3 separate regions of the Homo sapiens genome follow, and regions 2 and 3 are each linked to region 1. The links are chromatin loops, found by intact Hi-C in ENCODE. Cell type or tissue: endothelial cell of umbilical vein. All regions are shown on one strand. Region 1 holds the start of FBXL3 (F-box and leucine rich repeat protein 3). Region 2 overlaps SCEL (sciellin). Region 3 has its middle 29 kb from the start of SCEL.

Evidence for each region. A loop is a pair of places that touch in the nucleus more often than their neighbours do. Peaks named below come from ENCODE experiments on the same cell type or tissue, not always from the same donor. Only the 100,000 strongest peaks of a DNase experiment are listed, where the experiment ranks them.
Region 2: a loop joins it to region 1, with 2.6 times the contacts of the local background. A loop is called at or near these places in 4 of 110 quality-filtered maps.
Region 3: it touches region 1 in a loop (18-fold over the local background); 4 of 110 quality-filtered maps call a loop at or near these places.

What each region holds. Positions count from the first base shown.
Region 1 is chr13:77,025,214-77,030,213 of GRCh38, reverse strand. It overlaps FBXL3 (F-box and leucine rich repeat protein 3), which reads left to right and starts at 3,055. Exons shown (of 5, transcript NM_012158.4): 1 at 3,055-3,387. RefSeq lists silencers at 2,935-2,984, 3,155-3,434, 3,455-3,514. In endothelial cell of umbilical vein, no CTCF peak of the experiment used is centred here; DNase peaks (open chromatin) are centred at 3,003 and 3,773; H3K4me3 peaks cover 1,983 bases; H3K27ac peaks cover 1,441 bases.
Region 2 is chr13:77,563,747-77,568,746 of GRCh38, reverse strand. It overlaps SCEL (sciellin), which reads right to left. Exons shown (of 33, transcript NM_144777.3): 5 at 4,848-4,916; 6 at 999-1,067; 7 at 414-452. Among named protein-coding and RNA genes, the nearest start is that of SCEL, 31 kb to the right of the region's middle. In endothelial cell of umbilical vein, a CTCF peak has its summit at 2,871; a DNase peak (open chromatin) is centred at 2,886; H3K27me3 peaks cover 463 bases.
Region 3 is chr13:77,504,166-77,509,165 of GRCh38, reverse strand. No RefSeq gene overlaps it. Among named protein-coding and RNA genes, the nearest start is that of SCEL, 29 kb to the left of the region's middle. In endothelial cell of umbilical vein, a CTCF peak has its summit at 2,104 (motif pointing right); DNase peaks (open chromatin) are centred at 545, 1,055 and 2,115; H3K27ac peaks cover 1,407 bases.

The sequences.
Region 1 (5,000 bases):
AGACAAATGTTTCCCTGGGCTTGCCATTATTATATGAAAGATATCTAAAGATATCCTGATTTCTCTGGACTCCATTAACAATTCCTTATTGTCTTTCCAGCACTCACTAACAATCTCCTCCCCTTCCAGCTTCTGCCTGTTGCACAAAATTCCTGCAGCTAAAGTTGTACGGAAGATGAACTCACAATCCAAAATTATAAAATACATGAGGAACAACCCACCATGAACAAACATTGACACATATCATGATTAGACCCCCAATTATTTCATAGGATTAAAACAATTTAAGAAAAAAAGAAATTACAAAGTGAAAAGAGTATCAAGAAAGATCAGGTAGATATGAAAAAGAACCAAATAAAACTTTTAGAAACGAAAAACGCAGGCAAAGGTAGTCTTAGCAAAGACTAAATAGACTAAATTAGTGACTTGAAGACAGATCTACAGAAATTACAGACAGAAAAGTAAACATATACAATTAAGAGATATGTAGATACACCTCCCAAGACAGAAAAGTTTTAATAATTTAAATAGACATTCCCCTCTCAAGGAAATGTTGCAGTTCAGGTAAATCCACATTCTTCAGTGTTGGCTGCACATAGTGACTTTCTTCCAGTACAAAAAGAGAGGGAAAAGGGTAACTTTAAGTAGAATAACTTGATCTCAACCTCTGATTAATGTTGACATCAACAAGGATAAGTCGTATTAATAGATGTACCCTTGATATGATGTGATGAGAATGGTACTTTATACCTCTGTAGTTTTCCTTCTAAAACATCCATAGTCCCCATGTAATTATAAGAAAAAAACCTAAGACAAACCCCAATTGAGGGACGTTCTACAAAAATACTAAAGCAGTACTCCTAAAAACTGTAAAGGTCATCAAAAACGAGGAATTACAAGATGGTATTTAAGGAACTACTGCAACATAATCTAATCTATCCTGATCATTGGTGTACCAAGGCTGGGGTGGTGTGGGAATAGTCTACACCATTCTACGTGGTGGAGGGGGTACATTGTCTGTGGATAATTTAAAACAATAATAAAGAGACTAATTGTTCATCTGCTTTTTATTACCACATGCATTGGCAATTCCAAACAGGGTCAGTAATAAATTATTTTTCCCAGTTGGATCAATGTGCTCCACACTCATCCTTTCTCCCACCTACCATGCCACTGATCTTGATGATACAATTGATAAATGTAAATAAGTACTGACTGATTAAAAAATAAACGTTTTTTTTCAAAAAAAATGAGGTGAAATAAAATATTTGCCAATAACAGGGAAGAAAAGGGGTATTCAATAGGTCAAGTGTGCCAAGGTCCTTGTCTTGTTTAGGAGGAGAATAGATCATAATGGCGAAAAAAGAAAAAAAAGAACTATGATTGGAATGTGATATAACCGTAATGTGATACAATATTAACGTAATGCAACCTATGCTCATCATGTTTACTGAATTGGTTTAATGTATTTTGCTGATCATTTATACTGTTCACCCAACTTTAAATAAATGGGCCTGTATTTGACTTATTTGTTTTTCCTTAATAATTATCATTGTCCTTCTTAGAACTTCCTATTGTTCCTCATCATCCAGTCACTGAGGGACCTAAACAAATGTTGCAGCTCAGGCAAATCCACACTCTTATGCTACTAGAGGCTTTGTACAGTTTGATTCAGTGATCTGACAGCTGACAGGCCCTTAAAAAACACCGAACAAACAACACTGGCATTTCCCCACATTGAATTCATTTTATTATAGAAACAGTCTCACTCTCTCACCCAGACTGAAGTGCAGTGGTGACATCATAGGTCACTGTAACCTCCTACTCCTGGGCTCCAGCCATCCTCTCGATTCAGCCTCCTGAGTAGTAGCCGGGATTACACCAAGCTCGTCTGATTTTTTAAAATTATTACTCTTCTATTTTTTTGTAGAGACAAGAGTCTGGACATATTGCGCAGGCTGGTCTCCAATTCTTGACCACAAGCAACCCTTCTGCCTTGGCTTCCCAAAATGTTGGGATTACAGACATAAGCCTGTACCACTCCTGGCCTCACACTGAACTTCGACGTAACTTTATACATGGCTTCCTAGCTCAATTTCTTGAGAAAACGGGAAGAACGGAGAGCTCCCTGGGCACCACTGCTTTTCAGTGTCTTATACATGGGTCTGAGTGTTCTAAGACATCTTTGAATGGAAAACTACTTTCTCTCTTTTTTTTTGGAGGTGTAGAGAGGAATGGCGCATGATTCAACTTAATGATATTGCACCTAAGAATGTTTCTAACTGTAAGAAAACGCAGTATCAAAAAATCCAAACTTTAAAACAAGTCAACTAGGTAGCAGTTACAAAGATGCCTTGATTTACAAAAGGATTCACCAGAGGTTTTCTTTTCAGCAGCTTTGTAATCCTTTACTTTCCCCATTGCGTTTCAAAAGCTATTTACAAATTTCAGGACTCTATTTCATAAAGCAAATGTCGTTTTTAAAATGTAATAACTCTAATGATAAAAGCCACTTTAGAAATATTGGGAAATACAAATATTTGAAAAACAAAAACCATGTGCAATCCCAGCGTTAATACTCTCACTATTCTGGTACATTTCCTTGGCATCTTTTAAGCACCACTTATGCACATCGATGCGCGGGTCTTCGGAGACTGTATTTAACTCCTCGGTTTCAGGCATCCGGGGCGGCCACCCGCGGGCCGCGGTCCCCAGCAGGCTCCGGCGAGACTCCTTCCTTTCTTTTTTCTGCTCCACCTCCCTAAACCTTCCAGTTTCAGCCACAGATAGTCTCTTCCACATATAGCTAGCTTCAGCCCTCCCACATTCCATCTCAAAACAACAAAAAAAATCCCCTTCAAGCGGGAGTCACATCTCTGGCAGGAAGGCAGAGGCTCGTCCCACAGCAAGGAGACTGGGGCGGCCGCAGCGCGCGCTCCCGCTTGGGCGCGGCCCTACTCCCGCCGGGCTCCGCCCCCCCCCCGCCCCCTTCCCGCCCCCTTGGGCGGGGACGCGCCAGGGAAGCGCGCGGCCGCGAGCCCTGGGCGCCATTTTAGACTCGCTGTTTGTGGCCCAGGTGCAGGAAGCTTACGCGGTGGCAGCCGCTCGCTGAGGTAGTCTCTCGCGGCGCCGGGGATCCCTGAACACAGACAGCGCGGGACTGAGAAGGAAAGCTTCTTTCTGGGCAGCCAGAGCCGCAAAGGTGGAGCCGCGTTGGCGCCCTCCGCGGGACCAGCGCCTCGGATGCGGGCGGAGCGCGGGGGGCCGCGGCTGCGGGAGCGCGAAGCGGGGGGCCAGGGGCGCCTCATGTGAGAGCCGCGGGACCTGCAGCCGCCGCCGTCCCCGGAGCACGGGGTGGTGTGTGGGGGAAGCCGCCCCCGGCAGCAGGTAACGGCGGAGGGGCAGGGCCGAGCCCCGCTGCGACGGCGGAGCCGGGGAGGGACCGCGGACCGTCTGTGGGCGGGCCGGGGTGGGGTGGGGTGGGGGGGGGCGCGGGGGCCGGGGCGCGCGCGGGCCGCTCCTCAGGAGTGCCGGGCGGGGCGCGGGGCGCGGCACCCAGACCTTGGAGCTTGCTTGGGGGCGTTTCCCCGCCGTGCCTGCTTCCAAACATGTCAACAAGGCGTGGTGCGTGTGCGGCGGCCGCCTGCAGCCTGCCCGCGACGCCGCCGCTCCCGGGTTCGCCGCGGCTCCTGCCAGGCTTTATGACCCTTGGCGGGGGCTGGTGACAGGCACCATGGAGCTCGCACTCTGTGGGCTCTCCCGGCGTCGGCTACGCCCGTGCTGGTAGCTTGAGCAATGAGGCACTGAAATGTCAAAGCAAACTGCCCAGGGTGGGGCGCATGAGAAATGTCAGGGGAAGCCAGTCGGTGGGGAGGTGGCGCAGGGAGGAGGGGACGCCCCTGCCGCTTAGCCAGGCGAAAAACTTGGTCAACTTGTGTTGAGCGGATTCGCGTCTGCCTTTGGCGTGGGCAGTCCTTTAGGTGGGGTTGCAGACAGGGGTCAGGAAGCAGCCCAGTAAATGGTCTGTATCTCCAAGCTGAGAGGTGAGAGAGATCATTTTTATTTTGTCGTTGCTAATGATATCCAGTTGAGTGACCCAGATTTTTTAATTAGAATCCTCCTTTTCTAACTTGAAAAAAAAGTAACTTAGTTTCTGTTATCTCTGAAATATTTATAAAAATACCATCAACTATCAGTTATCTATCTATCTATATGACCTGTAGACAGATTTTCGCCACTGTGCGCTCTCTAAGCATTTAGTTGTGAGTTAACCTCTTTATAGTGTTTTATTCTTGTAGTTCAGCCAAAGAATGCATATTAGTTTGATATTAGTAAAAGCAGAACAGAAAGGAACTGTGATGCCAAAATAGGCTTTTTAGAGTTAACTACAAATGAGCATTTAAAATTATTGCATGCCCAGTGTAAAAGTGCCTAATACAACGATGCACACGGCTAGCTGTTCACTTCCGGTCTTCACCTAATGAAGTTGCTTCTTTCAAAGTTTTTTTTTTTTTTTTTTTTTTTTTGAGACAAGGACTCACTTTGTCACCCAGGCTGGAGTGCAGTGGCGCGATCTCGGCTCTAGCGATCCTCCCACCCCAGGCTCCCTAGTAGCTGAGACTACAGGCATGGGCCACCATGCCCAGCTAATTTTTGTAGAGACAGGTTTCATCGTGTTGCCCAGGCTGGTCTCAAACTACTGAGCTCAAGCGATCCGCCCGCCTTGTCCTCCCAAAGTGCTGGGATTACAGGCGTGGCCCACCGCGCCCACCTGGAAAGTTTATGGAACATAGAGTTAGTTCACTAACTCCTTGTGCTGCTCAGCTAGTCTGTGGTCTTTCCTCAGTAGTTTGCTATTTAGCAGTTTGTAGTCATATCAGTCCCTCACCAAAAGCTGTGGTGGCCTAAGTTGCATTATTTGGGGCCTAGAAGCTTTGCAGGAAATTAAACTGCCAGAGCCCTGAAGAGGCCTAGTTTTGGTGCTCTAGATTTCTAGAGTC
Region 2 (5,000 bases), 540 kb before region 1:
CCCCATGTTTTCCCAATTCAATTTTCTCTGAAGGAGGAGGCATAGATGTGAAGGGTGGGTGGGGAAGGAAGTGAGGTGTGGAGGAAGGGTTAATTATTGTGAGAGTAGAGGGAAGAAAAGTCCTGTAGGGGAAAAAATAAGGAGTCTAGATTTTAATAAAGAAGAAGAAAGAAAGGATGATCTAAGCTTTGGTGTTTGGATAGAGTAATGATTGGCAATCTTTTTTTTCTGCAAAAGTCCAGATAGTCACATTTGAACCTTTACAGACCATTTTGGTATTGTCTTCTACTACTCAACTCTGCCAGAGCAATAGGGGCATGGCTGTATTCCAATAAAATTGGCCTGAGGTGGTTTTCCCTGGTTTTTCTTGAATACATAAAAAGAAATATACTACAATTAGAAAGAATACATACAACTTTGTTACTTCCAGTGATCTAAACATGGACATGCTCCTGGTAAGAGAGAAAGAAAGCAAAGTTTGAACAATGAAGAATGAACATTTGCATCTATTTGGAATTATTCCTGAATTTAGAGTTTTAAAAGTTAGACACTGGTGAGAGAAAGAAATAGAAAGCATCATATTTTAATAAATTTCATAAGATGATTTCATGATTTTGTCTCTTGTACTAGATTCCAAAGAATTTTTTTTCTTCTGAAAATTTAGTATCTTTTAAGCCCAATATTTTTATTTGTTGGGTTCAGTAATTTTCCTTAACAATAATAATGTAAAATTTGCATTTGCACCTATTTCATAATTTTGCCACCAGGACAACTTAAACAGAAACATAAATGTGGTAAGAATGGTGATTTGGAGCTACAAGTGCTCTTGATTCTTAAGCTAAACAACAAGGTTTTATTCTAGCCATGAACAGGAGTAATGATAGAGACTAAGAATTTACAGAAAGATATCAAGTAGGATTGAAGAATTGCAAGTACATAGGTAACACTTAGAAAAATATTATACTTGAGCCTTTCCCATAGTTAGTAGATACTGGTACCTATTGGTTAGTTGGTTATCCAAGGTATTGGCCTTATATGTTTTAGCAGCATCATTTCTGTCTGAGATCCTTTATAAAGAAACAAGACAAAAGTCTGGATAAATATTTAAATTATCAAACTCCTTTCAGACCATTTTCATGCTAGAATAGCTTAACAACATAGCCTTTCTCTAGTAAAGAGAACTATTTTTCAAGTGTTACATTTTAGAAAATTTTTAAATAAAAAGAAACCACTTATGACAAAATCTACTTATGAGGTTGTTTTAATATAGTTTGAAATTTTATTTTATTTTTTGAGATGGAGTCTTGCTCTGTTGCCCAGGCGGGAGTGCAGTAGTGTGATCTCAGCTCACTGCAACCTCTGCCCGCAGGGTTCAAGCTATTCTACTGCCTCAGCCTCCTGAGCAGCTGGAACTACAGGCACGCACCCCTACGCCCAGTTAATTGTTGTATTTTTAGTAGAGAAGAGGTTTCACCATGTTGGCCACACTGGTCTCGAACTCCTAACCTCAGGTAACCCATCCGCCTCCACCTCCTAAAGTGCTGAGATTACACGTGTGAGCCAAGGCACCCAGCCTGAAATTTTAAGTGTTATGCCTTTTGCCTGTTTGTCTTTCTGACTCATTGAGCATTTAACTCTATTTTCATTTTCATTATTTTCTAATGATATATCTTGTCAATGACAGTACTTCCTATGTCAGTAAAAGGCATCAATGAACTACTTGGCTTTTTTTTTAAGGTTTGTGGCATAAACAATATTATGTGTTTGCAAAACACATTTTCTTTTCTTTCTGAGCAATCAGGGAGACCACATTTTCCAACCTTCATTGCAATTAAGTTGGGGCCATGTGATTGAGCTCTAGACTAAAGAGTGTGGGCAGATACGTTATCTGCCACTTCCAGACCCATTGTAAAACCTCCTGGTGGTCTTCCTTGTTATTTATTCCCCCTTCTACTATGGCTTTGGTATGCATGGCAGCATAAATATGGCGGCATTAAAATATAGAAAGAACTTAGGTCCCTGAGTCACTTCATGGACTCCAGCAAATCACATTGGACTCTGATGTGTCAAGTAGTACCTTATAGTGTGTTAAACCATTAGATTTGGAAGAGAGGAAGCAGATTTGTTAAAAAGTTACTCTACCTTGACAAATTAGTTTACTTTGACTAATACATGTAATGAGTCCAAATGATCATTAGAGATTTTAATCATTCTAATCTCATAGATCTAGAAAAGGTGTGTTCATCTGCTTCTTGAGTCAGAAAGCACAAATAAGGAAGGTTATCATTATATGCCAACGGTGGGATCTCATAACTTCGGCCCCTGTTCCTTCTTTCCTTGTCTCATACCTAGTACTTCTTGCTGGTCATTTGATATGTTTTTTCTACTCTCTAGAACATCCCTACAAGGTAGGTATAATGATTTTCATTTTATAGATAAATAAATGGAGTCTCAGAGTTATTGCATGGCTTTCTCTTGGTAACACAAGTAGAAAGTAGTCTATCTCCCAAATCGTTCACTGGGATCCAATGTCATATATTCGATTCTGTAGTATGATTGTTCCCAAAACTCATATATTAGGTTAACAGACCTTCCTTTACTCTTTAGTCACCTCTCATAGTCTCTATCATGCTACCCGGGGAATAAGTCTATCAATGGTAATGGAGAGAACTCTAAACCACCATTCCAATATGTATGTTGATTTCTTATTGCTGTGGGAGATTAATTTTGTATTTATCCTGGAAATTAAATTTCTGTCAACTTGTGATATAAAATAGGTTGTTTTAATAAAAATCTGTCTTGGAGACTTGAAATACCAAACAATGTAATTAGCAGCATGATCAGAAAAGCCGAAGGAGAAGTTATACTTTCACAATGGAGCACTAGAGGGCCTCCTAACCTAGGTTTTCCAAATTAGTTATAACCCACTGTCTCTGGATGCTACATACACATTTATTTATGTCTCTTTTGCACACCTCACATTTTACACACATAAGTATATTTTAAAGGGAACTTTTCAAACGTAAACTCAGTACTTTTCTCATATTCATTAAAACAAGTGCATCATTATTAAAATGCAAATGCACACATACCAGATATATTTGATCATCTTCCTCCTAAAATTATTTCATGTCTTACATTTTGGAGTGGTCTGTATTACAGAAGTTCAGCTCCTGCTAACAGGACTTGCCTTTCTTTACTAACCCCTGTGTTCTCTTCCTCAAATCTATTTCCACATTTAGTGCCTTGGGAATGAGCTGCCAGGATACTTTGCCCAAACATACCACTAAAGTGTGTAAATAGATCATGTAATCTCTGGGCCTGCTTTTGAGGGTATAAAATGAAGGGCTTGAGCTATATTGGTGGTTCTGAATCTCAGCTGCACATAAGAATTACTCTATAAGCTTGAAAAAAAATGCTTGAGTTCCACCTCAGGCTAATTAAATCAGAATTTGGGGAGTGAGGGGTAGTAGGACCAAGGCATCAATAAAGTTTAAGAGCCCACTCAGTGGTACTAATTTATAGCTAAGGCTGAGAATGACCTAACTACATTGCCTGTGAGGTCTAGTCTATTTCCCACATTCCTAGGCTGTATCTCGGCTGGCCTGACATAAACGTTCAGATGCACAGCCTACAAAAGCTTAGGTTTTCCACCTTACTTGAGTCTCAATTATCTCACTTTAAAATTCATTCCTAGAAATAGGGTTTCCTTCTTCAATTAACCATCTGCAAGACCAGGATGAATGGACAGAGGTATTTTATATACCTCTTCTCTATGCACCGCTGTGGAGATGAGATCTTGTACATATACTACAAACTCATTTTTGACAAGGATGATAATTTTTAAAAGAGAAAGACCAACTCTTTAGGATACCAGCATTGATTGTCCTCTATTAGGGTGACTGACTTGAAAGCCTAGGAATAATGCAGAAGGTATATACATTTGCTACATTAATCAACACTGGCATAGTCTGAGTTTAGAATCTATTGGATGCTGTAAGTTACCATGTATTTGCTTAAAACCCAGTAGGTGCCATTTTTGCCTGCAATTGCAGCACATCTTTAGCTGCAGGGAGTAAACTCAACTAGCACTGGCTTTGGGTACTTATGGTGCCTATTTAATAGGAGTCCAAAAGACTCCTATTAAAGATGCTAACTTTGTCCTTTACTTATGCTTACTAAGCGCCTCTACCAAATCTAAACTAAAAATTTGATTTGTGGCATTTATACTTCAACCTGAATAGAAGTTGCCCTATTTTCCCTGTAGAGATGAGCCCTTTCCCTCCATGTAAGAAGGAACTAACAGGAGGCACACACGTTGGACTCATTCTATCAGCCCTATGGAGACTCCAGTGTCAAAAGAGTATTTTCACCTTCTAAAGAGAAAGTAAAGAGCTAACGTCTCTGTCCTGGAGTGGATTGAAACTATTGTATTATTAAAATTTACAGTCTCTCCATAAAGCAGTTGCATGGACTAACGTTTTTCCACCATCAGTGTGGAAGAACCAAATGTTGGAACAAGGATTATACATATTCGCAAAAAAAAAAAAAAAAACCTATATTGAACTAACAGATTCTGCACAGTACCCACCCTAGCTGTACTCAAATCAGTGTCTCTAAGAATATTTCATATCAATCTACTATTAAAAAGATTTTGGAAATGCATCTAGCCAAGATTTAGTGAGATCTGAAGAAGATAATTCAATTCTTAGAGCCCTCCATCCCTGGGAATAAAATATCAGTGATTCAAACCTTATTTTGGTAAACTTTTAAATACTTCATAACTTTATTAGAAAATGTATTTAATATGTTATGCATTCCATTTATATGGTTCAAAAGCCCCTTACCTGTCCAAAGTGTCATCAGAACTGTACCGACTAATTGTAGCTTTTGGCACATCTCTCTCATTTACTTTCCTGTAGCAAACATAATTACCAAAAAAAAAAAAATCAAATCAATTACAAAAAAAAAGTTTATAAAACCTATCATACATATGGCAA
Region 3 (5,000 bases), 480 kb before region 1:
TGCCTTTAAAACCCACGCACTTCACTTGATCTTAGCCAAAAGGCCAGGAAGCAATAACTCACTCACTTGACCACTGTATTTTTGGATTAAGAATTAGTCCTTCTTATACATTTCTATCTTAAATTTTGGGTCTACAACCACATGAGAGCTTAAAATCCTAAACCGTTACATTCAGTACTTATGATTTCCATTGAAAAATGAAATTGGTGGTAATGGTAATTGAACTGGAATAACTTTTTTAAGTAAAACAGAATGTTCATTGATATTTTCTCTCGTTTTAAAGGCTCACTTCACTGAGTTCTATATAAATAAGTTACCAAAATTTTGGAGTTCTCAGATTGCTCTATGATCATCTCAACATAGCAAGCAACACTCAACTGCAAAGCAATCATTTGGATATTCTTTTTCTACTTGACAGCAAAAATTCATATTCAATTTTTTTCCCTAAGTTACCCAGAAAAGTTGGCACTGTGGGCAGCCTCAGCACAGTTGCCAGACATACTGGGGAAAAAAAATTACCCGAAAGAAAAGGTGGGGCTTCAGAAGTAAAACAAAAGCCATGCCAAGAAAGATAAACACACACCCTCCTTTGAAGATTATTGCCAAGTGTCTTTAAAATCATGCCAAAGAAAGCATCCCATCCAGGTTTACTTCATCTCAATCTCTCCTGTTCTAACTCTAAATAAGCAGGCTGTCACTTGCAGCTCAACAATTCTACCTTGAGCTTTAAAAAGGTATTAAAGAACTTATTGCCTGAAATCAGAGCACTGTTTTTACTGTGTTGCCTGATTCTTATCTGATGGAGAACAGTCAAGAATGGAATATAAGGCGTCTGGTCACATATTTGAGACCACAAAAGATCAGGGTGGGACAACCTCACAGTACATCATGTGTTCCCCAGATGGTCCATTGAGTACCTTCTTCTTTGAGAAAAAAACAAAAGCATCCCTTACTGGTTGTCACACGTACATTCTCTAATTAATAATAGGTCTATCACTATGGGAAGTTGTCCAGCCTGAAATGTGAGATCATCAAACCCTAGAAAAGCCATAAAAATATCATTTCGCTATGTATACCCGGCATTCTGCCAAAAGAAATTGTAAGTGCCTCTGAATCACTGCTCCAGAGCACCAGCCCACAGTGACCACAAAGCATATGCAGTCTCACCTAGAATGATCAGCAAGATAATAATTCTCCCTGGTAATAACACTTGCTGTGGTTGCAAGCCCTGATCATTGTTCTCTTTTTTAAAACTAGGGGAGAGACAAATGCTCATGAGTAACTGTAAATGTGACAAAGGATGATGTCTCCAGGTCAAAAATGGACTACGTAGTCCATTTTTTATGCATTTCCCCCTTCTTAAAAATTACTATGAGTTACGCCTGTAATCCCAGCACTTTGGGAGGCCGAGGCGGGCGGATCACGAGGTCAGGAGATCGAGACCACCCCGGCTAAAACGGTGAAACCCCGTCTCTACTAAAAATACAAAAAATTAGCCGGGCGTAGTGGCGGGCGCCTGTAGTCCCAGCTACTTGGGAGGCTGAGGCAGGAGAATGGCGTGAACCCGGGAGGCGGAGCTTGCAGTGAGCCGAGATTGCGCCACTGCACTCCAGCCTGGGCGACAGAGCGAGACTCCGTCTCAAAAAAAAAAAAAAAAAAAAAAAAATTACTATGAGTTATTGCATAACAAAGTAAATTAAGTGATTATATTAAGTCATTTTAGTTAAAAATTGTTCCAACTTGAGCCTAATGCCTGCCTATGATTATAGTTTGTAGCCCTATTAAATTCAGGACCACCCCCCGCCAAGCCAAAAAAAATTTTTTAAAAAAATAAGAACTAGGCAGAAGACATGGAAACAAACACAATCACAATCATCTGCTTGGTTCTGAAATCTGAGTATGACCAAGAAGAGGTGTTTAGCGGTATTGGTGGGATCGCGGAGTACAGGGGATTCAGGACTTTATGTCCTAAAAAGGAGCAGTAGTACCCAAGTTCTAAAAGGGACAATAAGAATGAATCTAATCAATTTCTTTTTAATGAATAAATTAATTGAATTGGACATCTCCATATAAAATACCCATGCACTTTTCACTTTGGGGCACTAGAGGGAAACAAAGTAAGAAAAATAATGAAGCCTTGTGTATCAAGCTGCTAAAAGAATACTTTTTTTTTCCATGTTCATGAACTCTTCTGTTACTTTTGGTGGGAAATGGTATTCACATGGTAGCCTAGTTTAAAAAAATACCATTTTGGATTTGATCTCACAATACTTCAAGCCCACTTACCAGGAACAAACCTACAGCCAGAACCTCAAAAGGTCCATTATCTTTGGTTAAGTCAGAAAAAAAAAAAAAAGTGAAGCAGTAAGTCAGCTTTGAGAAGGATGCAGGTGACAGAAGCCTATTATTTAAGGCTTAATTAAATTCTTTTTAGGAAATTACTTTCCCAATTACATGTAAGAACACATTTTTCAATGTTATGAGGGTGGGAAGAGGGAGAGGTTCAGAAAACAAACAAACAAAAAGCAGTTGGGTACTATGATTAGTAACGGGTGACAAAATAATCTGTACACCAAACCCTCAAGTAATGAGTTTACACATATAACAGACCTGCACATGTACCCCAGAACCTAAAAGTTAAAATATAAAAAAAAGAGCAGGAGGCAGCAATCCACTTCTGACTTTAGCTTCCTTTTTAAAGTGCACCAATAGGAATGTCACTGCTTTCAGAAATGGAAGAAAAAGAAGCACTATAATTTAGTACACACATTTCATTGCCATCTTCTCATAAATAAAAAGTGTTCTGGGATTTCTTTTGTTTGTTTGTTTTATGTTTTTTGAGATGGAGTCTCGCTCTGTCGCCCAGGCTGGAGTGCAGTGGCGAGATCTCGGCTCACTACAAGCTCTGCCTCCCAGGGTTCACGCCATTCTCCTGCCTCAGCCTCCCGAGTAGCTGGGACTACAGGCGCCCGCCACCACGCCCAGCTAATTTTTTGTATTCTTAGTAGATATGGGGTTTCACCGCGTTAGGCAGGATGGTCTCGATCTCCTGACCTTGTGATCCGCCTGCCTCGGCCTCCCAAAGCACTAGGATTACAGGCGTGAGCCACTGCACCCGGCCGTGTTCTGGGATTTCTGTTGCTGATGATAATAAATATCAGGGAGCTCTTTGGGGAGTCTCCAGTCTTCAACCCTCCCTACTGTGGTCCACTTCCCTCTTCAAATGGACAAAATTTCAGGTGAAGGAAGCCTTATTTTCTAACTACTATGACAGTGATTATTTTTAATCATGTTTTATATATGGAATATTTTTATGGTTAGTTTAATATTGAGGTGATGATAATGTTTGAATTTGAACTTGTCATACCCCTCAATTCAATCAATTTTCAAATCTAGGGATTAGTCTTACTGAAAGGAAAAAACCCCACTGGGTTCCTGTAAATTTATTCAAAGCATTGTTGAAATAATACTTGATTTAAAAATGTATATATTCAATGTGTACCTGTATGTGTATGTTATAGAATTGTTTAGAGCCAGACGTTGTTAGGACAGAAAAACAAAGGGGTAAATTTTTTTCTTATGTGCACTGTCACTATAAAATGAAAACATATTTATTTTGAGTACCTCTGTAAATTTGGTATTTATTTGCAAGGCTGAATGAGTATAAACTTAGTCCTTAGTCCTTTCTGAGTCTTCAAAATCTGGGGGTTTACAAATTCAGTGGTGTTTGGTGCCTCTAAATTTTCTTTTTTTTTTTCTTTTTTTTTTTTTTTTTTGAGACGGAGTCTCGCTCTGTCGCGGCCAGGCTGGAGTACAGTGGCACGACCTCGGCTCACTGCAACCTCTGCCTTCCGGGTTCAAGCAATTCTCCTGCCTAAGCCTCCCAAGTAGTTGGGACTATAGGTGCGCACCACCACACCCAGCTAATTTTTGTATTTTTTAGTAGAGATGGGGTTTCATCATGTTGGCCAGGATGGATCTCTTGACCTCATGATCCACCCCCATCAGCCTCCCAAAGTGCTGGGATTACAGGCGTGAGCCACTGCACCTGGCGGGTGCCTCAAAATTTTCTATATAGCAATAGACTCTGAAAAAGTAACACTGAGTAATAGTAATGACTCTGAAAAAGTAACATTGTGCTTGCTTTTTATCTATTTGCATGTTTCAAAACTTAATAGCTCTTATAAATTCTATGGGTTATTAGAATTAAAATAACAACAACAACAGTAATAATGGTAGCATTTTATCTTTTCATCTTCAGGTTTTGTGTTTGAGATACTCAACTAATAGTTACAAACGCAACAAGTCATGGCCTGTAGAAATTTGCCTTAAACAGAGAAAAAGATGTAACAACATATTGTAAACACACTTAACAGTGTATATAGGTATTACTAGAATGTAAGCTCCACGAGCGAGCATAGCAGCTTTTATTGCATTACTGCATGCTGTCTGCCTATCACAAGGATAGTGCTGAGCACAAGGGGGGCACTCAATTTTGGTTGAATAAATGTCAGTAAGGTTTGACCAATGGAAAATGGAAGATTTTTTCCTCACTTTGAAACAGAAATCATCCCTAACAACTAAATAAAATCAACAGAAAAGTTTAAATTGCATAAATTCTGGATGACTCCCGTATCGGCTAGTCTGAACTAGCCAGTCACGGTACCCTGGAAAATGGACTGATGACTGAAAGCCTCATACCTGACCCTATGGGAGTGGGCATGGGAGACATTGAAAAATTAAGTGGGAAAGATCATATTAAAGATTGATCTTTAATTAATTAATTAATTAATATGATTAAAGATCATATTAATGATTTAATATGATTAAATCCCATTTTGGATATAAACTGAATTTACTCTAATTTTATAGATAAGAAAATTGATTTGCTCTAATTTTCACACTGGCAGAGATGGGACTTCATCTCTCTGAACCCAAAACTTGTGGGCTTAACGGCCCTTCTAGATTAAGAGCATTTAAGCCAAGGTTAGGAGCAATAT